Regions from separate parts of the Homo sapiens genome. Here regions 1 and 2 are each linked to region 3. The links are chromatin loops, found by intact Hi-C in ENCODE. Cell type or tissue: IMR-90. All regions are shown on one strand. Links, peaks and the distances in the headings refer to the core of each region. The heading gives the core; the rest is flanking DNA. Region 1 has its middle 310 kb from the start of LINC02058. Region 2 has its middle 110 kb from the start of LINC02058. Region 3 overlaps LINC02058 (long intergenic non-protein coding RNA 2058).

The links. Peaks named below come from ENCODE experiments on the same cell type or tissue, not always from the same donor. Only the 100,000 strongest peaks of a DNase experiment are listed, where the experiment ranks them.
Region 1: a loop joins it to region 3, with 2.1 times the contacts of the local background. A loop is called at or near these places in 7 of 110 quality-filtered maps.
Region 2: a loop joins it to region 3, with 2.2 times the contacts of the local background. A loop is called at or near these places in 9 of 110 quality-filtered maps.

What each region holds. Positions count from the first base shown.
Region 1 is chr5:93,241,148-93,249,637 of GRCh38, forward strand. No RefSeq gene overlaps it. Among named protein-coding and RNA genes, the nearest start is that of LINC02058, 310 kb to the left of the region's middle. RefSeq lists an enhancer at 5,149-5,654. In IMR-90, for the core only: no CTCF peak of the experiment used is centred there; no DNase peak of the experiment used is centred there; H3K27ac peaks cover 420 bases.
Region 2 is chr5:93,048,715-93,057,204 of GRCh38, forward strand. No RefSeq gene overlaps it. Among named protein-coding and RNA genes, the nearest start is that of LINC02058, 110 kb to the left of the region's middle. In IMR-90, for the core only: no CTCF peak of the experiment used is centred there; a DNase peak (open chromatin) is centred at 5,217; H3K27ac peaks cover 686 bases.
Region 3 is chr5:92,912,735-92,921,224 of GRCh38, forward strand. It overlaps LINC02058 (long intergenic non-protein coding RNA 2058), which reads right to left. Exons shown (of 3, transcript XR_001742811.3): 2 at 1,272-1,401; 3 at 1-1,151. Among named protein-coding and RNA genes, the nearest start is that of LINC02058, 23 kb to the right of the region's middle. In IMR-90, for the core only: a CTCF peak has its summit at 3,446; no DNase peak of the experiment used is centred there.

The DNA.
Region 1 (8,490 bases), core at 1,250-6,249, 330 kb after region 3:
TTTAAGAAAAGAATATGGACATCGAAATAGGTAAACTTGGGCTTTCCTTTTCTACCAGTTACTAACCATGTGATTTTCAGTAACTCATTTAACTTCTCAAAATTTAATTTCTTAGGTGGCCTTGTGTTTATAAAATTGACATAAACATACCTCCTCATAGCATTATTGTGAGAATTAATTGAAACATAGAAGACACTATTTCCTGTTCTCATAAAGGAGTGGTGATGTATAAAATCAAAGATGTTTGTAAAGTTCAGATTATGGAACTTGGAATATTTTTCTGATCATCCCATTGAAAGTGACCTCTCCTTTTGATCATCTCTTATTTATATTTCTCTAGAATTACACATATTGTAGTTTACACTACTTTTAGAAACATGCACATTTTATTTTTTATAGGCTTTATTTTATAGTTATTTGCCTTAATTTGCCAATCAGTATGTAAAATCTTTGAGGGCCAGAATGGTCCTAGACATTTCTGTACACGTCTCGGAGCCTTGCTCAGTAAGTGCCAGAGAGTAAATGTTGCATGGATGTATTTTGCCAGTGCTGATACACGCTGAATAAACAGATGTTTTGTGGTGCTGTGCCTGCCCCAGTAAGTTGTCATGTGCAGGCAAGAAGATAATACATTTACTCTGAGAACAGGCTACTCTGGAAGACATAGAGGAAGTTGCAACCAAAGGGAACAGTGAATTGAAACATCCAACCTGCCCTATAAAAGAATGTGGACCTATGGACGTCAGATTTTCCCAGTACCAACAAGTAGCTAAATCACTCATTTTAAAATCACTAACTAAACTCATTTTAATGAGTTAAAATAGCACGATATTAGAGTAAGGGTTACTCTTATGGGGGATAAGAGTAAAGAGTGGGGGGAAATGGGAAGTGCTGCTCCACTAGTGTTCATTCCTGGGAAACATGGAAACAAGGACTAGGAAGAGGGTTCCCCCAACAGTGTGCATTTACAAACACTAATCTCAGTCAAATCGGAAGTAAAGGCTTTTGCTGAGATGGAGGATGGGGTGGAAATGCTGCTGTAGGAAATGTGATAGGGTGTCAGCAAAAGAATTGTGAGCAGCCACAAAATTAGAAAGCATGACTCTGTACGGATCCCAGTCGGAACAGTTTTGTGATTTTCAATAGCAACATTCAACAGCCCAGCTGTATGACAAGAGAAATAATACAGTAAGGATGACCCTGGGTGGAGAAATTCTCTTCCCTTGACTAATTCCTTGTGCTTGTTCATAGATTTAAATATATATGACGAAGTGTCAACTCATTAGAAATATTAACATATTGAATTCTAGCTCTTATCCTCCTATCGGAGAGATGGTACAGCAAAGCTATTAAGAGCAAAAGCTCTACAGACTAATAGTCCTAGATTTGAATCCAGTCCCTATTCCAATTAGCAGTATATCCTTGGGAACATTATTTAACTGTACTATATATTGTATATACAATAGTACATATCCCTTAAATTAATTGTGAGAATTAAATAATGCACAAAGCATTTTAACACAGTGCTCATGAATGCTGAATAAATGTTAAATAACAATAAATGAGGAAAAGAACTTGGCACACACAAGATTAAGCACTACTTGGTTTATAGCTTATGAGAGTTAGATCAGAGGTTATGAAACTAGCACTTATTATAATTTATAATTAAATAGAATTTTCTTATTTATTATTTACTCCCCAACAGAATATAGATTCCATAAAAGCAGAGACCTTCTCTGTTTTGACCAATTATTGCCCAAATATAGTACCGAACACATAGCAGGTATTAACTGAATAATCAGTTAATTAATTAAAATGAGCACGCTATTAAGCTAAGAGAGTGATCACAGAAATACTTTATTAGGAACTTGTGTTTCCAGATCACTCTGCAAGTTATCATACTGATTAAAAAATACATAACATAAACAACAAATCAATCTAACTTTCTTCCAAATTTCTAGTTAAATGCCTTTCCTTCCCCCAACAAAAGATAACCTGCCGTTTTGTTAGTTCTGTTAAATATCCATTCCTTCAGTGACTCCTCCCTCCCTGGCCTACAGAAATTTCATCTTCCTTTGGCGAGATTAAGGGACTGATAGTTTTCATAGTGTGTATGTGGTATTGTGTGTGTGGTATTGTGTGTGTGTTTTCTCATCACAACACTTTTACTTTGTCACCTAGAGCAGCCCCCTTTTTCTGTTTGCAATCCCTGCCACTATTCCTACTTACTGTCCACAATTGCCACTTTAATTTCCCTCTATAATTTGACATTTCTATTAGAATCTTGAATCCCCTTAGAACTTTCATCAAACAGTGTAATCAGTAACATATTATAGAAAGTGGCCATCTTTTACATTTATCCTGAAATTGTGGATAGAGTAAGTAGACAAATATTTGTTTCATTGCGTTATCACTTTTAAAGCAAAACTCCAGGAAGCATTTTTTAAGTAGAAATTGTGAAGGGATACTGGATGCCAGGAGTGTAAAAATAACTAAGATGGGAAGTTGCCATTTCCTCTGCTAATTGACATCACTGTGTCAAAGTTTTCAGCTTTTCAGGACTCATTTTTGCTTTTTGAATACATGAAAAACAACTAGAGACCTTCACACCTTTTGCAAACTGTTGTTTACTGGGAAGAACTTCTTTAACATTGGTTGACTGTGAGCAATGCTTATTTATTTTCTTATCTCTCTTTCTAGTAAATAATAGATCTTACCTAAAAATGGCTGAGGCAACCCTAAAGGCTTTGTGATTCAAACCTTAAATGACAAGCTGCCATCACACTAGCCTTCCCCACTGACAGGGAATCCTTCCTCTGGATCTTCAACAAGGGCCCCCTGATCCACACAGCTTTGAGAATATTCAGCTAGTAGAATTTAGATCATATTTGCTATGTGTGTCCAGCTATTTTTCTTTCCAGTATGTTTCTTGAATTCACCCTTGGAATGCACCTTGATGTAGCTTCTGGTAGAAATTAAATATGATTCCTTTCAAGGATGTAATTAAAGAAATCCCTTTTTAAAGATAACTCCTATTGCCGGAAATAATATTTTAATTTATTTATCATTGGCTTTGGTGCTGAAGCTAAGTCTCTGTTAATACAAAAGAGAGAGTAACTTCCAGATTACTGATTTACTTCGCCTTCAGTCAAATTTTTGAAATATTTGGAAAAACTGATTCTGGGTGATTTAAGCCCATACAGCCACATGAGTAAAGTGATTTGGCTGGTAATAGGAAAGAAAAGCGAAATAAGTAAGTAAATAAATAGAAAAAGCCACCGCATCACAGGTTCAGAAATAGCAGAAACAAGAGTATTTTTCTCATGTGAAGGCTGTCTTGTGGAATTAGGTGTGTGAGTTCAATTTCATATAGCAATGGACCCCTCAAAGAGGAGTTAATTCAAAGGTAGAGACTAAGTAAATATTGCTTAGAGAAGCAACTGCATACACAGAAAAAATAATCAGCATCAACACGTCAGAGATAAACCAAGCTAATGCACAGTCAGATACCCAGAAAAAGTCAAGTCTATGTCTTTTGTGAAAAGAATGCTAATTCTCAAAAAGCTCATGAAGACTTCACCTAGCCTTTTTGTTTCTTGAATAACAATTATAAACTTTGAAATTGAAGCTATGATTCTGTTATTGTTTCATATCTTTACAATTCCTGTTACTCATCATATACTAGAAGATCCCTCCGTAAGTAAGTAAAATAGTTTTCTAGGAGGGTGCTGGGGTATCACGAACCCAAATGAAGCAGAAATTGACCCAGTAGAACATTGGTAGTCTCAATAAGTTAAAGTATCTTCCAAGTGCTGTGTGTTTGGAGAAGGAGTTTTGTTTTCAGAAACAGCAAATACTCTCAAACCAGTTAAATAAGCATCCATACAAAGTCCACTATGTGCAAAGCCCCATATTTGATACTTGGGGAGACAGCCAGGAACAGTACATTTGTCAAAGGAAAGGTAAGAAGTGAACACAAGTAACTTTAAAACAAGGCAGAATATAAACATACTATATTGGGGCTTAAAACAATGCACCATGAAAAGAAACAAAGATGTATTTAGTTCAGATTAGTTTGGGAGTTAGGGGTGGTCTTCAGCTGGAGAAAGAGCTTATTTACTATTAGTTATTATTTTGAAGAGTTTCCTTTGTTATGATAAAAGTGTCATCCAGAGGGTATCATAAGCATGAATAAATGATTAAATACAATCAAAACCTGAGGCAAGCGACTTCTTTTGGCTTGGATCCTGAAGACTCCTGGGCAGACTTGAAGCTAAGCCAGACATGCTTGCCCAGTTGCGTGGGCCACTTTGGCCATTCGAGCTTGGATTAGCTTTTGGTGGACTGACCTGGATCTCCTGAAGTGACCCATAATTTCCAAGACCACTGGTGAAAAACCCACTCATGAATCTTCAACTCTCAACACAAAGTCTGTGAGCCCACATACAGCAACCATCACTGGAGCCACACATGTGCCCTCTGTAAGGCACATGTATTTTAAATATTAAGCACACTTTAAAAGTTTATTTTGCCCAGGATTTTAAAAACCACATTTAAAAACTACTGTAAATATTTAAAGAAGGATACAGTGTTGAAGAATGAAACTTTTAGGTTTGTCCTACTAGCCATCTTTAATTGTACTGTTATCCCTGCCTCTTTTTTCCTACAGAGCAGTCACAGTTGTTCACAGAAGCCTTGCTTCTGCACAATTTTTGAAAATAGAGTTTACATTGAAAAACACTGGATTTGAGAGATCAGTCACCTAATATGCGAATAAAAACCAAAAACTAAATTTTAACAAAGGTCCGGCAGCCTTCTCTTGGTCTTTTCCTAAGTGCTTAGTTTGCAGTTCTAACTGTAATCTAATCAATGCTTTTCTGATTCAAATATCAATACTTAATATTTACTGCCAGAATACTAAGTTAGATGGCCTGGCCACCTCCTCCTTAACAAGAAAAAATGATCTAAGCACTAGCCAGGCTTTGATGAGGCAGGGAATGAACTGAAGAGAGCCTCCTTCCGCCAACACAGCAGCAATGTGTTTTCTGTCTCAACTGAACGTCCACAAACTTGTAATTTATTTGGAAAAATATGTTGCAGATAAGCAAAAAAAGGCATCTGGAAGCCTTCTTGCCAAATGGTAACTTTCTGGAAGTTTCCTCATTTAGAAGTAATTTCTGGAAAATTTCTTGATTAATACAAATCCGTGAACAAACTTAAAAATGATGGCTTTGTTATTGCTTTGGCACAATATGTTAACAACACTGTGAGTGCTGCCAAAACTCTGAGAGTTCTTTCATGCGGATTATGGTCTTGTTTACATATCCAGCTGTACTGAGGCCTTGTCCATGGTGGTAACCTAACAATGTTCCCAGTGGGGGTGCCCATTAGGGGAGGGGAGACTAACTGAAGTTTAGTTTGTTTAAATTGAGCAAGAATGCACAGCGGCACTCAGATCTTTGGGGAATGTGTTGGAAGCATACCCTTTCTGGGATCTGTTTTCGTTTATTTAAGGGGGATGTTTGCATTGCTCAAAAATTGCAGTACACAAACTTGCCATGCAAAATGCCTTCCACATGTTTACTGTGGTCTATACAGAAGTGAGTAGAAAACACAAATAGTACTTGATTGAAGTAAAATGCTAAATAAAATAGTAATTGCTGGCCTTGGTCATTTTATTAATTAAAATCCCAAACCACTCTCTGTTGTATGTATGTGTGCATATATGTGTAAAATAAATTCTCCCAAGCATGACCATTTAGATCTGATAGGAAAGATAAAATTCACTGAAGAAAGTGAATTTGAAATTGTGAGAAGTTTGTTCCCGTTGATGGGACATTTATGCAAATTTTGTGTTGTTTTGCACCGATTTGTATACATGGATTTCACCGATATTTTATTTTACAGGTTCTAATAACAAAATAATAATTGCTTTTCCCCAAGAACAAATGTGAGAAACGATACATGTTTTCTCATTTTTGACAAAAATTTTAGCAGGATTTTAGTTGCTGCATGTTATTACTAAAAAAGAATCAGGGATATGAGTTGCCTCTGCTCTTACTTCCTGACATTTATGAAGTCTACAAATGAAAATAGTCTGTTCAGAAGAAACTTCCACTTTTTGTGCTTTTATCTTTGCCAGTAGTAGAGAGTCACGAGTAGACCAAGGAGACCTCAGGCAACTGCAGTAGCCTAACTCTGTTAGATAAAGGCTCCTCACAAAGTATTTCTTGTCTGACACCAGCTGAGAGGCCAAGGTGCTTCTGTTATGTTAAAAACGTACCAAGGTTTAACTTGATCTATTGGATATCATTTAGGTCAAAATAAAATTCTTATTGGAAAACTCATAATTCATACAGTTTTTAATTCTTCAAATTACATCTTAGGTCAGTTTTATCAAAGTAATTTTCATCATGGAATTTATTTATTAGTTTAATCAAAAAGTGAAACTCCAATAAGTATTTTTCCAAAAAAGCCATGTTTTCATTTCTCAAAAAAAAAATCTATTTTAAAAAATAATTTCAGTATATAATATTAGCTTTGGTATCAGTATGTCAGGATTTTAATTAAATGTATTATGTTATTTTGTTCTAACATAGAAATCTCATTAATATGCAGGAGAAAAAATATAACGTTCCCATTGTCTATGGAACTGTTGAGTCGCTTACTTCTGTGTCTCTTACTTAGCATTCCCGCACGAAAATGGCATATTCTGTGGCTCTGTTTAGGAAGGTGCAATGTATTCCCACACTGTTACCAAGCTTCAAATTTAAGCTTCAAATTTAAACCATGATCATTGGATTACAAAGCCATTTTTATTTTTCCTATCACTGAGTTTTACTCCTACATTTTTTTCAAAAAGTTTCATATATTAACATACCTTTGAGTCAATATTAACAAGGAGAAGTAAACAGAATAAAAGTGCAAAGAACACAGTATCAGGCTACCTAGGTTTTTATACTTACTTCTACTTACCAGTTACATGCCTTTGCACAAGTTACATATCCTGTCTCCAGCTCTGTTTCCTCTTCTAGAGAAATGAATCTAATAATGCTAACTTTCTCATTGGATTATGTTGAGGATTAAACCAAATAATACACATATAATACTGAAAAAGTGCCTGGCATATAGTAAGCCCTCAATAAATGGTAGGTATAAAACTAGTACTAGACGGATTGGCCATTAATTTTAGTTAATTTTTAAATTCTTTTTAGAATTTTATGTGTTTTAAAGCAGTTAATAGAGGCATGTTAAAAAATATCCAAGACCTTGTTGACACAGTATTTCTAAAAGTATTCATAATTATGCTGACAATATTATGTCTATTCAGACAGCCAAACCTGGAAATATTTAGAAACTATTAAGTTTATGAAAGACAAGTCTGACTAAACCACTTAAAAGCAAGCCTGTTGATATGCTATTTCTAAAATTCTTCTAGGGAAAACATTGTGAGGTTAAAATAGAACAAAGAATAGATTGTGACAAATTCCTATGGACTCTAAATAATATTAATAATGATAAGCTTAATATTCAAATAGTTTCAGAGCATTGTATTCAGTATATAATTATTCTTCACTATGAATTATTTTCTTGCATTCAAAAAACGTATTCTTTAGTGACAACTTAATTTTAAAATACAGTATTAAATATATTAGATATTCTTTTTTAAGAGTATTCTTAAAATAGAATACTCTTCGTATCTAGAAGGAACGGCTAAATGTGTCCACAGTCTAACAATTGAATTTCTTTAAAATTTTGTCCAACAGAGCTTCAGTGAATTGGCACCAAGAATAACCATTCTGGGCTTCTGGGTTATTTATCTACATTTTCAGTGCTACCTTGGTAGATACCAGGCCAATTTCCTAGATAGGCCAGAGGAAGGGAGAGGTGGGGGTGTTTCACTACCATCTCTGGGTTAGTTCAGCACAAATTACTTTCCAATCCTGTTTCTAATTCTTATTTGCTTCCCAAGGACATAAACAATATAGAGTGTTAGGAAAACAAATCTTTTAGAAAAAAGTTTGATGTTTATAATTTAATAATTGAAAAATTAAGATAGATGTTTCTGTTTTCTAGAGATGTACTATAAAATTTCTTTATTAACTCACTGGAATAAGCAGGTTGATGAGCCACACAGGGTATTTTAAGATACCTGTTAGATTATAGTCACATCACCTTTTAAATAATTCACCCTAATTTTGTTCAAACTGGCACCCAGTATTTAGTGATAAGATTGATCAGATTGTGTTATTGTCTGATGGAAGCTGAGGAATTCAGGAGCAATAAGTTATGATGACATGCTTGAGAATTGTTGGGGACAGATCTTCCTCCTGAAATTACAAGTTCATACTGTGATATTGTCAAGCCTTTGTATACCATTATTTTATAAATGTTTATCAAAATCAGTTTCTTTAAATAACCCTTTCTCTATGCTATCCTTTCACTTTTATTTCCTGAATAAGGAAGGCTATTTATTAAATCTTTATGATT
Region 2 (8,490 bases), core at 2,296-7,295, 140 kb after region 3:
AATTCATTATTTTTCTCATTTTACATTAAGGGAGATTCAAAGCATACTCTCAATAAGGTGAAAAGACAAACCACAGAATGGGAGAAAATATTTGCAAATCATATGTCACATATGCAAATTAAAACCACAATGAGATACCACTTCACAACTATGATAATGGCTATAATCAAAAAGACAGAAAATAGTAAGTGTTGGCCAGGATGTGGAGAAATTGAGACCCACATACACTGCTGGTAGAAGAAAATAGTGTAGTTTCTTTGGAAAAGAGTTCAAGACATCCTTAAAAGGTCAAACTGAGTTACCATGTGACTCAGCAATTCTACTCCGAGGTATACACACAAGAGAAGTGGAAACACATCTCCACACAAAAACTTATACAAATGTTCATATCAGCATTATTCATAATAATCCAAAAGTGGATAAAGCCCGTATGTCCATCAACTGATAAATGGATAAATAAATATAATGTATTCAACATGCAATAGAATATTATCTGACAATAAAAAGGGAAAAAGTGCTGATACATGCTACAACATGGATGAGCCTTGTAAATATTATGCCAAGTGAAAGAAGATAGACAGAAAAGACTACATATTATATAATTCCATTTATGTGAAATGTCCAAAATAGGCAAATCCTTACAGGCAGCAAGTCAAGCAATGGCTGCCTATGATTAAGGGGGTTGGAAGAAATAGAGGGTGACTGCTAATAGTCATGTTTTCTTCTTGAGGTGATTAAAATATTCTAAAAATGATTGTGGTTGTGCACAACTCTGTGAATATAGTGAAAACCATTGACTTATATACTTTAAATGGGCAAATTGTATGGTACATAAAAAATATCTCAATAAAGCTGATACATATATACACGTATATACGCACACATATATATGTGTGTTTCTTTTGAAAGATATTAAGGATGGTACTTGCCCTGAATGACTGTAAAGGGTAAACCTGGAATAAACATGCAGAGTCTGGCTCCAGGGCCTGTGCATGCAACTACTAAGCTTACTGATTCTGCTCAAGGTAGTTTTGCTCTTCAATGTGATAACTGATTTCACTGAATCAAATATCTTCTTTAAAAACCCACCATACAGCCTGGCTCCAAATAAAAGTTTTCTGAGTGAACGTAGATGGATACTTCTTTCCAATAAAACAATATGATGTATGGTGAGTAACGATGTTGAATAAGTCATTTCAAGATGCTAAGAAGGTTAATTTTGAATGTCCAGATTCTTGATAAATCAGCAAAACCTGCAAATGTGTTGTTAGGACATTTAGTTGCTAACAACAATGAAAAATTCTTCATAGCTACTTAGCGTTTACATTTTTTATTACCTTACTCCCCAAAGAGTTGCAGTTATCATCCAATCATGTTTTTTAATTTAGGGGATAAAAAGGACAAATGTCAAAATATATTTATTATGTTATTATACATTATTATCTCCATTTCCTTTAGGATTCTGTTGAAGACTTTTGGAAAATTCAGAATGGATTTATAGAACTTTAGAGCAAAGGAACCTAAGAGAACATCTAGTAAAATTGTTCAACTGAAGAAAATTTAACTTAAAGAGGTCAAATAATTTATAAAGGCACTAGATTCAACAGAGAATAAAACTAAAGTCATCATCAACATCTTCACAACAATAACAAAAGAAATAATCAGTGCTTATTAAAAAATATTATGGTCAAGGCAACACACTATACACTCCTTATCTCATTTGACTTTCCTTGCAACTCTCTGTAAGATAGGTACTATTATTGTTTCCATTGTATAGACAAGAAAACTAAAGACAAGGCAAGTAATTTGCCCAAATCATAGCCAGCAAATAATGAATTTGGGATTTAAACCCAAGCCTTTCTGATGTATTCTTAGACATCTTACTATACCTTAATCACAATCAATTCAGCAATCTGATCTTTTTTTATTAATTTAAAAAAAATTAAGGGAGCTTTTATCGGGAACACCATGACTAATTTGAATCATATAACAAAATTGAGTCATAAATAAATATTTGCTCATAAGATATTTATTATATTCATTTATTACATTAATATTTTATAAAATAAAATATAATTGAAGCATAAAATAAAATTTATCATAAAAAGAATTAATTAGCCAGAATTTGGATTTGAAGAGATATTGTGACAGATTGTAACCTTCAGCCCTAAACAATATATAATGGCAATAAACTGTTTTCTCATCCTAATGCATAAATAAGACAGATTTATACCAGAGAAATGCACTTGCAGTAAATAATGCACAGTTAATTTAATCCTTTTTTGAAGTTATTCGTGTAGCTTATAATAAAGCCTTGCCTCCAAAAATGATAGAATTAAATCAGTCACTTCGGAGACCCAAAGATATATTAGTCATCATTCACAGCATCAAGACCTCTGCAGCAGGAGACACAAGAGTGTTGATGTCTTTGTAACTGCATGTGCTGCTCACTTAGAATGAGCCCAGTCTAGTTACCCAAAATTCCCCTCTGCCTGTCATTCCTCTGCCTGGAATGACTTCTCTCTTCTCTATTCCACAGGACTACCAATGTGCAATCCTCTCTCCTTGAGATTTTCAACTTGGAGTTCTTGGAGTTACTTATGAACTCTAGCTCATAATTGGTTTTGCCCTGCCTCAATTTCAAAGGTAATTAGCTAGAATCAACATTACCCATGCTATAACTTATATACTCATCATATGTTACTGATCATACATTTTATTGACTTGAGGTTGTTTTCACATGTTTATTTTTCCTCCTGCCAAAGTAATCATACAGTTCCTATGAAGAAAGATTCTAAATTTCTATTGATTTTTCATCCAGGTTTTACTGTGAAAGTTACACATATACACTGGAAGAGGCCTACATGCTTTAATGTACATGACAGTGAACAAAAACAACAAAAAAAATTATTCTTTTTTTTTTTTTTATTGATTTCACATCCGCCACCCACACACCTCATAGAAGCTGTCTGCTGGGGTTCCATCAATTCCTGATGTGTCATTAGGCTGCAGATTCCTCTGCTTTAGGAACTGATCACAGCCACATGGATGAAAAGTCCATTCTAAATATAATAGAACCATGTTATATTATAAGTATATATAAGCATTAATAGCAGAGTATATTATAAGATAATGACATTTGCATCATTTTTTTCTTTAAGAAATGCAATCTTTTCACTTACATTAGTATTGATAAGGTTTTTATGTTGATTAACTATGATTCATAAATCTTCATTTGGGAATAAACAAGTTCTCCCCTTAAAGAGATAAGATATCTGGGTGGTAATATCCTTTATTTTTTCTTAAGACTCTTTAAGCTTTTAGATGAGATTCTGAAGTTCGCACAAATTATTCTGAGACAGTGAGCAACTTCTAGATCCATGCCATCTCTATCACACAAAACAGTGATCTAATCCTCCCATTCAATATATTTATAAGAAAAAATTCGTGTTTGCCCATTTGATCTTCCCTCACTTTATCCCTAGGAATATTAGGATTTCCATTCATTTCTGCTGGGACTGAAAAGCTTAGTTCTTCTGCAGGCTAGACCTGGGATATGCTCCATGAAGCAGCAACACAGAGCCTATTTCTCATTGCATGTTATTGCTGCTGCTGCAGATGCTCCAAAGGGCTGCACCTTGGGTGTCTTGCATTATTTTTATAGGTATTTATTTGGGTTCATTACCCCAGCAGCTAGAGCATACCTCTATCCATATTCTGCAGGGCTTCCCAGTAGACACAGCTTTGTGTGTCCACTGGTTTGAGCCTCCTGTTAATGATGATAGCCCCGTCCACTGGGGTGGTGGATGGGGCTCTTCCTGTAAGTTCTGTTCATACCATGTCAGGTAGCTAGTACTGTATAACACTCATTTGGGTTTTCTATTCTCCTACCTGCTATTCATCTTTATATATTTTGGTTAGTATCCTTAAATACCATAATTCCTAATCTGAAAAGTGTATGTACTATACAGAATTCTATTATAATAGACTAGGGTTAAATACCAACAGCAACAACAAAAACTTGTTTGAGAAGCTCAGAAGCTCCTGTGATTTCAATTAGATATAGACCAGAAAAGATTTGGTGTTCTTTCCTACAAACAAGTTTAGAAAAAATAAAAGAGGTGTTATGTAGCTTTTTTCCTCCAAGAATTTTTAATATTGCCTTATTGAAATATGAAAGTGTAAAATGTAAATGCATTATAGTTTCATCACTTGACTCTATGTATCACTCTGCATTTGAAATGCATTTTAACAGTTCTACAGGTTCACAGTACTTTATCCACAATCCTAAAACCCTAAAAGATCTGAAAACCAAATATTTTCAAACGGTAACTCCAAAACACATTTTGTGGCAAAATCCGACTCAAATCGACTTTTATCCACTTAGTGTAAATGGTCATATATTTTATTTTAGAAATATTTATAAGTTTTATTTCAGGATATTGTCCCAGTCCTCACTGGCAATGTGATGTACATGCACTGTACTATCTTTCTCAATGCTAAAAATTCTAAATTCTGAAAACATGTTTGGCCCCAATAGCTTTATATACAGGGTCATGGATCAATGGCTATCTAGCTGAATGCTAGTACTAACATAGGAACTATGCCTAAAGTGTATGTACGTATGTATATATCTACATATATAAATATACATACGCCGAAATAAACTCACAAAATTGGAATAAGGCAAGAATCAGAAGAAAAATTAAGAATATGTTAAACTTCAGCCTATATTCAACATTGTACTGTACAGAATAAAATTTAAAACACCATAAATGACCACAAATAGGGTATTGGCTGAATGTATTCAGGCACATCTGTAAAAGGGGTACAAGTAGCCATAAAAACGACACCACTACAGAGTATTTGATGACATAAAAAATGTTTATAGTACATTATTAACAGAAAAGCAGGTCATCAACAATTCAAATAAAATAAAACTTTTATAAACCTGTATACATACATATAAATTAATGTGAGCAAATAGACTAATGGTTATTTCCGGATGATGGGCTTTTCAATGGTTTTTATTTTCTACTCTTTGGTTTTTCTTTAATTTCTTTTTATCATAAAATTGTATTGCTTCTTTTTTAAAAGCTTTTGTTTTGTTTGATAAGAAAGCCTAAGAGAACATGAAAGAAATAATCTGGACAAATAGTTGAAAGAAAAGCAGATGATGACTAAGCCTCAAATGCTAAATAATCACATGCCTTTCCCTTGCTGTATATATGAAGAGCTGGTTCAGTGTTTGTTTGCTCTGGTGGGTAAAAGTTCATTTCATGAAAAGAGAATTACACAAAATCACAGAGAAATTTTAGCATTTATGGGCTGTGCTTTGTATACAAAGATGATGTTATTGACTCCTTGACACTGAGGAAACTTCAGTATTTCTTCATGGCTGCAATTACCCAATTTGGGAAATGAACCAGACACCAGAGCTTCATCTAGATGACAGTTTAGACATAAAGTGCTGTGGCTGCCATTTTCTTTTTTTTTTTTTAGTTCCAATTGCATGCAGCAAAGCAATAATGTACAGCCCTAAACTCCCATTCTCTTCAAATAGTATATGCTCTTTAAATAATTTTAAATTAAGAATGTAAATATTACTCCCACTCAGCAAACTATAAGTGGCATCATCTTTGTTGTTATAATACAATATGTTAATAAGTATATAAAATCCTTTTTGATCGAAGTGCTGCATAACAGAAAAAATTTTTACAATGAGAATAAGCATTAATCTGGGCATTTTGGGGAGTTCATATCACAGAACCTTGAAAGCCAGTCTAAATATTGATCTAAACTGCCCATACTATTCTCCAGGTCTTCAAGCCATACAATTCCATATTCAAGATGATTCTTTCTAGATTGGGGGCTAACGGTAATGGTTATAAAGTATTTTGTTAATGACTCAGCAAATATCTATTACATCTCCTTCATTTACATGACCTCTTTATTTTTAAAATCCAAAGAATATGTCATTTCTTGTCCTTGGAGAACTTATATATTCTACTTTGAAAAAACAAAAATTCCTAGATGTAAGTTAAATCATAACTCAAAAATTCAAAATAGTCTATGTCAAGAGATGGTATAAGCCTGCACACAATTAAAGGCTAAATATCTGCAGGTATTTTTAAGTCAGAATATTGTTTCCTGGGGTTGGAAATACATAATGCAAATCCATGAAGAGGGGAGGGCTTCAAACATGTCTTGAGGAGTTGTGAAATATGAGCAGAGAAGAGGAAGCACATTCCAGATGGGGCAATAGTATGAGGCAAGATGCAGAGAAGTCAAAAACAAGGACTATATAATAGCTAAGATTCCCTTGAGGCGGGGGGTTACTATGTGCATTGCACTGTCACATCATTTAATTCTCACAAAAACTCTATGAGATTGATACAAATATGAACCTGTTCATGACCACCCTGCCTAATAAGGACTCTCCACCATTCCCATTCTCCATCTCTATCTATTAGTCTGATACATTTTCTTCATGACACTTTCATTATCAAAAAATATATAATTCATTAATTTATTTACTTCTTTAATGCAAGCTGCCAGAGTGCTGGGACTTGTTTGCTACAATATCCCTAGTACCTGAAACAATTCCTAGATCAGAGTCACACACAGTATGTACTTATTAACAGTGTCATCCCTTTTATGAATGAAGACCCTAATGGGCAGTGAGGGGTTACATAACTAGTCCAATACCACATGATCAGAATTTGAACTCAGGACTCTTCTTGCTCCAAAAGCACATGTGATACTATCCCCCAATGAATCATTAGAAAACAATAAGTTGGTCCCTTTTGAAGAATATATAAATTTCCTTGGGTTTTTGTTTTATTTATTTATTGTTTATTGGCATCCTAATAACAGGAAATAAAATTACACTAGAAGTCTAGTGTCAGACTATAAAGGCCTTGATTTTCAGGTTAAGATTTCTGAATTTTATTATGAGAAGACATTCTACAATGTAAACAGAGTTAGGGAGAATTGATGTATCTGTCATCATGTTGGAGATGGGAATGAGGAAGCCTAAACCTAAAACCAGAGCCTTAAGAGATTGCTGAGAAGAGCGGCAAGTGTGTTGACATCTGGACTAGGATTTAGCAGTGTACAGGAAAGAGAGAAAAAATACAAGAAGAATTACAGAAAAAATTTAACTTTTCTTCTGCAATTCTCTGCCTGCAAAGTCTTTTGCCAATTCTCCCCTATGGGAATCTTAGTCTTCAAGACTGGCATAAATCTAGATTCTTCTGGGATTTCTCCTCCAACAATTCTAGGCACAAGTCCTTTGGAGCACTTTGCTCACATTCACCTAGTGTCACACCAGAGTACAATATGGTTAACAACAGAGGGAAAGAAAAAAGCTGCATTGGTCTTCTGAGAGCCTTGAGATCTGCAAGTAAGTCTTAGTCATCTGTTTATCTCCAGCAGGTACTACAGTATTGGAGGCTGTGATGGTTCATTTTATGCCTCACCTGCACTGAGTCACAGGATACCCGGATATCTGGTTAAATGCTTGTACTAGTCCGTTTTTACGCTGCTGATAAAGACATACCCAAGACTAGGCTATTTACAAAAGAAAGAGGTTTAATGGGCTTACAGTTCCACATGGCTGGGGAGGCCTCACAATCATGGCAGAAGGTACAAGGTACATCTCACATGGTGGCAGACAAGAGAAGAGAGCTTGTGCAGGGAAACTCCCCTATAAACCCATCAGATCTCGTGAGACTTATTCACTATCCTGAGAACAACACAGGAAAGAACTTTCCCCATGATTCAATTACCTCCCACAGGGTCCCTCCCACAACATGTGGGAATTCAAGATGAGGTTTGGATGAGGACACAGCCACACCATATCAACGCTATTTCTGGGTGTGCCTGTGAGGGGTTTCCAGAAGAGATTCACATTTGAATCAGTGGACTGAGTAAAGTAGATTGCCCTCCCCAATGTTGGTGGGCATGATCCAATCTGTCAAGAGCCTGAATAGAACAAAAAGGCAGATGAAGGAAGAATTCTCTGCTCTCTGCCTGATTGCTTGACCTGCAACATCATCTTCTTCTGCCCTCTGACTGGGACTTAGACCATTGGTACTTCTGGTTCTTGGGCCTTAGGAATTGGAATAGAACTCCCATCATCAGTTCTCTGAGTTTGAACTTGGACAAAAAGTACAAGAATGGCTTTCCTAGAGCTCCAGCTTTTAAATAACCATGGGACTTCCAAGCATTCATAATTGTATGAGCCAGTTTCTCGTAACAAATTACATATATATACACATAAACCTATATATATGTGTGTGTACATATATATGTATAAAACAATGTATAAAAATATTTACATTGGTTCTGTATCTTTGGAGAACCCTGACTAATATGTGTACTTTTGACACTAACATTTATTGCATAAGCAAAGCAGACACCCTGAGATTTTCAGGCCAGGTATTGGAAAGAGGTGGCCGTTCTGACAGAAATGGGCACTCCAAAACT
Region 3 (8,490 bases), core at 1,210-6,209:
ATGAACACCTTTTTACGAAGCTATTCATGTTTGAGGAAAGAGTAGAGATATTGGACATATCATGTTTTAGCAAAATGTGTAGAAGGTTTAAATTTTCAAGACCTAAACAATTATTTCCCACAAGACTACTCCTAAGATTTAAAACCCCTCAACATTTTGCATTGTGCCTAAATTTACTTTATATCTTTTGCATTTGTTCTCTAAATTAATAGTAAAGTAGCATCTTTTTCTAGTTAACAAATATAATACAGAAACACTTCTGCTAAAGGGTTTGCCACATGATTTTTAAAACTCTCTCATTGAGAGTTTGGTCAACATTATTGAGTTAGACAATATATGTAATTCAATATTGTTAAAATCTTTAACAAATTTTTATTATTTAACCTAAAAATGAAGTTCAAATAATTCTTAAAAGTAAGTTATAATTAAGACATCTTATTATAGTTGTATTCAGGACATGTTTCAAGACAGTTATTACGCTTTTTTGAAAATGTGGTCAACTCTTGGTTTTTTGTTATAAAGCTAGATGATTTTTAACACATTGGATAACAAATTCTGTAGGATTCTACAGCTCAACATGCATGGAATAAATGCTATGGTAACTTGTTCCTCATCCTTTGCTGTGAGCATAAGTTTAAAAAAACAATGAATTCAGTGGTAGAGAAATTAATTTCAGACTGATGTTTCTAACTAGTCTGAGAAATAAAAGTTGGATCACTTGTGATTATCCAATTGCTAAATGAGGCAGAGTGATTTTTTTAAATGCTGAAATATAAATCCTGACAGTGCCACTCAGTCACTGTTAATTGTATAAATCTCTTAACGATTTTTTGTTTGCTTTGAGATAGTGTCTCCATCTGTCACCCAGGCAGGAGTGCAGTGGCGCAATCTCAGCTCACTGCAACCTCTGCCTGCTGGGTTTAAGCAATTCTCTTGTGCCTCAGCCTCCTGAATAGCTGGGACTACAGGTGTGCACCACCATACCTGGCTAATTTTTGTATTTTTAGTAGAGACGGGGTTTCGCCATGTTGATCAAGCTGATCTTGAAATCCTGACCTCACACAATCTGCCCACCTCAGCCTCCCGAAGTGCTAGGATTACAGGCATGAGCCACCGCATTCGGCCAACCATTCTGAGTTCACTTTTTTCATCTGTAAAATAAAAATAAATAGTAACTACTTTATAGGAAACAACCAACACTGGATTATGTGGAGGGAAGGGAGCCAGGAGAATAAATGCCCAGCCCTCACTCTCCACTTTCTGTATCTCACCTCACAATGGACAAATCCAACCCCAGTCTGGAAGGCAGGAGACCATGGATACAGTTCCCAGGGAGTCTCCAGAGCAGAGAGCAGGATGCAGAATGGTGAAGAGTGGATTCTGAGACATAAATGGAAAATGCTAGAATAGACATGAAAAAAAAAAGGAATAAGGCCATAAGACAAAGAGCCCAGAAAGATCTCATTTCTATAATAAAGTTGGAGAAAAATATAGAGGAGATAACACATAGGTGGAACATTGAAGAACAGAGCCAACCATGCAAAGACACAGGCAGAGAAAATTCTAAGCTGAAAGAAGAGTATTGGCAATGGCCCTATGGCAAGAAGTAGCTCATTGTATTATGTGATTTGAAGGAAGACTCATGTGACTTCACAAGTCAAAGTAAGAAATGTAGACTTAATTGGGTATGCAATGTGTTTTAAGCAGAGGAGTGCCATTTAGAATGACCCTTCTGGAAGCTGTGTAAAGAATGACTTGAACCAGAAAAATGGGGAGAAAATAAAGAAAATAAAAAGAAGAAAAGAACAATTTTTAAAAATCCAAACATGTAATCAAATAGATATCACAAGGCAAAACCAAATGATTAAACACCAAATGAATCACATAGACCACAAAGCTCGTAAGTGTTCAGAGACAGAACAGTGCCTTTCAACTTGAGTTGGTAATAAAGGTTTTATGGAAGCTTGGCTTTAAACTGAAATTTAAAGGCTGATGTAGAATGGTAACAAGTGGAGGAAAAGGGAGAGCCAATTCCAGAATAAGAAGAAATGGAAGTTGGATAGTTACAGGAATATTTGGGGAAGAATGAAAGAAGCTTTTTTTCTGGAAAGGAGTAAAGGGGAGGCCCAGGAAGGGAGGGAGAATAACATTTGCTGGCCATTAGTGACTTAATTTTCTGCTCTTCTCTGATAAAGTTATAATTCATAAGCAGTGTATTAGTCTGTTCTTATACTGCTATGAAGACATGTACCTAAGACTGGGTAATTTAAAAAGAAAACAGGTTTAATTGACTCACAGTTCCACATGGCTGGGGAGGCCTCAAGAAACTTACAATCACGGTGGAAGGAGAAGCAAGTACGTCTTACATGGCGGCAGGTGAGACAGAGAGAGAGAGAGAGAACATGCAGGAAAAACTACCACTTATAAAACCATCAGATCTCGTAAGAATTCACTCACTATCATGAGAACAGCATAGGGGAAACCTCCCCCATAATACAATCACTTCTCTCTATGGACATGTGGGGATTACAATTTGAGATGAGATTTGGGTGCAACACAGAGCCAAACTCTATCAACCAGGTAGGTATTTCAATGAGTTTTGTGAGATTTTCAGGTACTATGTACACTAGGGAGATACTTCGGGATTTGCCCCCTCAAATTACATCACATAACCAAGCTATCAACTGCTGACCCACTTGTGGAAATCTGGTTCTGACTAAAATTCTCCAAAGTTCAGAAATACCTGAATTAAAATGTGATTGCAGCAAGGCTTGCCAAGCCAGTGATAACAGTATTACTTGTGTTATCTGCTGTTTTAGAGTGTTCATATCATTGTTTCCTTGGTGAAGATAATTGAGAAAAAACTATGTATTTATTTGTTCTCACTAGTTTTTTAAACTAAGAAATCTGATACTATTAATAATTGAAAATGAGTTGTCATTTTACTGGCCTACAAAACACTGGACAAAGTAGAGATTGCAGTTATATAAATTTTGACGAATATAGTTTTAGTATTAAAAGATAAATATTAAAAATTATTTTTGAGACATTAAAGCCTCAACTTCATTGTTATACTGTGCATGTATATTTTATGTTGAATGGTATGTTTGTTTTTCCTGTAAATGGCATAGAATTTTCAAAATTGGGGTATTTTTCTTCCAGAATGCATTTATTTCTCCCCTGAAGTTTAATGTAAGGAATGTAATTAGCAATATACTTAGTTCTACAAATAATTTTTTTAAAACTGTTATATTCCATATCAACATTAAGCAATCAAAATGAATATTATGTATTCATGTATGAATTGAAGACTCAGAGAATTTAAGACATTTGCTCAAGGTCACATAACAAATAAAGGACACAACTGAAGCTTGAATTGAAAAACAATGGGAGAAAATCATTTTCTCATATCCCTTGTTTGCAATACTTTGAACCTCCCTCTGAGGGCATCAGAGTCATTAATAAACTCACAGTAATCTCAATTTCCTTGTAAGGAAGGTAAAAAATTGTACATATGTTTGTATTTCACAACAAGGCTAGTAATGACCGAGTGAAATTCAGATAAAGAGAGTAAACCGGACTTTTACCAAGAGTCGTGCTGCAAAGTGGCTTCACTTACTACACTCAAAGCACTTCTTATAGTTCATAATGCTATTGTCTCTGTGATTGTTTGATTCATGCCTTTTTCAATAGACTGTAAGAAAATGAACAATTGAACATTAGTATTCCAAATTAATTCATCCTTGAAATGCTTTTGGCTCTCTTTCTACATCAATCTGAAACCCACACTTTCATCAAGCCTATAGTATATTTCCACCAGCTCTATGTACACTTCCTGATTATAGAACCCATTCTTTATCCCCCTTTGTTTATCACACTCCATCTTACTTTTGCAGATTGTCTTTTCCCTAATGAGTGCAGTTTTCATGGAAAAAACCCAGGTTTCTGTCTTACCCGTAAGAAAATCAGGGGTTCCTGCATCTCTTTCTTTTCCAAAACTCTCCTCTCACCTTGCTTTACCTTCACGTGAGCTTGGCTAATTGAAGCCTCTTTACTGGGGCTTTAAATCTTGAGCAGGAAAATACAAGAACAGAATACAAGAACAAGCACAGAAGAAAAGACTAAAAGCAATCATTTTAAAGGACCACATCAGAAGCCTATATACAAATTCAATCAATATCTGTTGAATTAATTTTGAATTCAAGGACTACATAAGAAAATAATCATCAAATAAGGAAACTGTTCATTGAGTTAGATTTTCCTAATAAGATCTGAAAACATCAAAATGCGGACAATTCATTAACCACAATATCTTCTATAAAATGAAGTCTCATTCATGTTGAAATTCTGCAATTTTTTGCTAAACACTGGACTGAAGACTTTTATCTCATTGTTAAAGTCCATTAATAAGGCCAATAGAAGAGAGAGGAATGTGGAATTAATAGGCAAAAGAAAGTGAAGTAATAAAATGAAGTCCGTCATGGCCCATGGCCTTTTCTGCAATATTTTAGTACATTCCTTTGATAAGCAAATACCAAGATCGCATTGCATTCATAACATACTAGGAATTTGCACAAGTAGAGGTTGATTTCATTTCTTATGATTCAAAAATTCTAAATGATTCTCAGTGCTTGCAAACATCATAGTTGCTGGTATTTGAAAATTTCACTGTGTTGTCAATAATTTTTAAAAATAAAAAATTATATCAAATGCAGAAAACAGTCCATAGGGGTGTAAATAAGCCATAGAAGTAATGGCAATACTGCCTGCTTATATAGAACTTTACTGTTTAAAAGCACTTTAACAATTGTGGTTCAAATAATTTACATTATATGAAAGGAATTACTATGGAGGAATTAATAGGTTTAAATACCACTCACACATACAATATATAGAGACATAATATTTCATTTAAAAATTCAGTTTATTAGAAAACATATATATATTTATATATATATTTATTTTTTTCAATGACTTTGCCATAAGAACATATATTATTTCTCCCAAAGTAAGTAAATGTTGGCTTTTCACACACAAAAGATGATAAGGATAATGTTGAAATATTATTTCTCACAGCAATGTTTAAAGCATTTGTATTATGTAAATAATTCATGTATTTTTTTCTTGTTAATACCAATTTGTATAACTATGTATGAGGAATGTTAAGAAATGCCTCATCAGGAGGAGATGAAAGGCTGGCAAAACTTGAAAAATTGAAAGCTAAACAGAAGTGATGGTTATAGTCCTCCTTTCACATTAGAAACTATAAAATTTTCCTGTTTTGTCCCATTTCTCAGTTGGAACATACTCTCACGGAGGAAACACAGATAGATGAAAAATTAACTTCTTTTCTTCTTTAAGAAAACATAAGCAGAATCACTTTTGATTTCTTTAAGTAGTTCAATAAACAATGAGTACTATTTTAAAACTACAGGCATTCCATGGGAATTTCTCTAGAAAGAAATAACTTATATTGAATGTCATTTTATGAGTTGAGTTTATGGAAAGCTATAATCTTTCTGCAATACAGAGTGTAATATAAACTAACTCATGCATGTTTCTTTTTATCTTGGGTATATACAGGAGGCCCAAATTATATGTCAGAAATGACCTAATGTGATTTCTTTTTTCTGAGAGGAACAAGGGAATATTAAAATTGCAGGTATTTGCCAAGAGTTTGCTTAATTTATAAATGATCTGCTTGACTCTGGGTGCACTGGGATATCTTAGTTTTGTCCTAATAGGTTTTTCAGATCATCTTCTGGAATGAGAGGGTTCTACACCAGAGACAGAAAGAGTATTGGGGCAGGGAGAGAAAGGACAAAGGACAGCAAGTAGGAGGTTCCTCAAACGATGTTCTCTTCAAGAATTGGAAATCTTTCATTGATATCTTTGGGAGAACCAAGCCCAAAAATAAGGAAATAAAACATTAAAGGAATAATAACATCCCCAAGACCTTCTAAAGTTAGGGAAGAGATCATGGGAAATGGTGAAGGGCTAGCCACATGTACACTTCCCTATAGTCCAGGCCCAAATGTCCTAAAAATATGTTGAGGTGTCTTAAGGATTGGTAACTTCAATATGAGTTATATTTGCTTTTAGTGTTTATTTCCAGGTAGTCCTTAACAGTAAAAGCCCAAAACAAAAGGTCCCTACACATTTATTTTGGGGTCATAGAGAAAGAGAGAACCATATTTTTATCATATTATGGAGGTGCATGGGGAGGAACTCTAGAAGATCTAAATGTTTTGGGGATGCTGGAGAAGAAAAAAAAAGTCTAAGTAATCATTGTAATCTTCCAGAAGAAATAATAAAGGGGAGGAAAGTAAAAGCTTCAAAATGAAATTATATTACTTTATTAATAATACTTATTAATATTTGTTTTATTCTACCTCTCTAGAATTTCAGGTTTTGTAATGATTAAGGATATATGGATAAGAAGCCATTTATAACTTCACACTAGAATAGTATTTTGCTTTTGTACTGTACGTATTTGTATATGTCACCTTATTTAATATTTATATTAGTGCACTACATTTTATGAGTCAGAAAAATGAGGCTTACAACTACTACTTGATAGACCCATTAATTGGAGAAGCAAAGACTAGAACCTGAGTTTCTAACTGTCCACTTTTCCTTGAATGGTATAAATGTGTTTGTTTTTACTTTTTCTTCTTCATATCAGCATGAGTAGAGAAGAACAGAAATGATTCCAAAAGCAATGCTAAATCTAAAATCTTTTTTAAAGTGTGTATTACAGGATAGATGTTTAAACATGCCTTATTGAGATGGGCTTGTATTTGTCCAATCTAACAACTAAATCCTTTAAAAAAGTGTAGACATTTGTTTTGGCTTTCTTGAAATGGAGGAGACAATATATATGTAGTGCTTCATCCTGAAAATGTTATGAAAACTCATAATTCTTCTCTCTCTCCAGTGCCCCATATACAGGACAGATGTCAAGATATCTCTCTCACTCTTCCTCTGTTCCTTTCTCCTTCATTTTTTGCTGTCTTCTTTATTCCCTCCTTCTAGACAATTGCTGCTCATATTCTACCCCTCCAAAAGCCCTACTTCACCTCTGTGTGACCCCCTCTGCTTCTCCTGTCTTCAGGAATTACACTCGAATATTCTACTGTGACCTCCCTTAGCTTTGGAAGCAGATTTCCAGAATTCTAGTGGATAAAATTCCCCATCGTCATCATATATTTACCACTAAAATTTCTTTCCAATTTTTCTTTAGAATCCTCAAGTCATTTATTTTAAGAGTGTAGTACATCCTTCTTTCCAGAAGTGGCTATTTGATTCATAACTGTCAAATCAGGCCTTTCCTCTGGGATATAGATGATTGGTCCAGGATGGTTGATTGATACAAGAGTAGCGAATCCAAGCTGGTAGAATCAGCTTCTCTTTCTCAGAAACTTGAAACTTATAATCTAGAGACACAGACTGAGATTTGCCAGGGCTCAACATGAGCAGAGATGCAATAAGAGTAGTCACAAACTCCTGCTTCTGAGCTCCCCAGAGCTTCCTTCCCTTGCAGGACTTTGGTTCAGCTCATGCTTGGATACAGTAAAATCCTTAGTGTTATTCCAGTAAATCCTCTAGCCAGAGTCAGTTCTTGCTACCATACAAAACTATTTTCCAAAATTATCTAGATCAGTAGATGATTGATTAATCTAAAAATCATTAATTTCAAGTGGGAAGCCGTACAAGTGCTGAACACTTCAAACCTTTTATTTTTATTTGAAATAAGAAAATGTATACATAGTTTCAAATTAACTTTATATATTCTAATTAAATTTTCCATAGTTATTCTTGTGTAAACCACAGTCAAAATACAATAATTGTGATTTCCAGTTTAAATTTCTTCAAAGTGAAATGGGAATTTTAAGCTAATTATAAAGCAATGTGGGTAAAGAAACCTTCCAAATTTTAAGGATTATTTCCAGATTTATCATTGTTTTACCTACACCCCGATTCCTGAGCATTTTTCAATGATGTGCCATTACCAAATTTTCCCAAATACTCATTTAGTTTTAATACCTATGACAACTCTTTTTCACAATGATAATTCATAAGGAAATAGATATTAAATTAAATTACATAATTATTCATTCTTAAGCATTCAGCTCACTGGTAGGAGAAACAGTGCATCAGCATATTAGAGAATAACAACCTAATTCTTGCATTTAGCATGTTGGTGGCATTAGTGCATTTTATAAGGGAAATAGAGGGTACCTATCAATCTAGAGATTTGGTTATGTGGAGGCAGATTAAATGAGTATCCACTGGACTTAACCAAAAGAGGCCTAGTTAATATAAGTAGGACATTCAATACCAGGTCAAAAGAAGAATTTTAAGTAGATTAAAATATTGCTTATTTAGCCTTTTTCACAATTTCAAATATGCTAATAGTTTGATATTAAAGAGATAGCACTGCTCATTGAAATAAATCGAAAGCTCACATTTGGATTTAACATTTAGAAT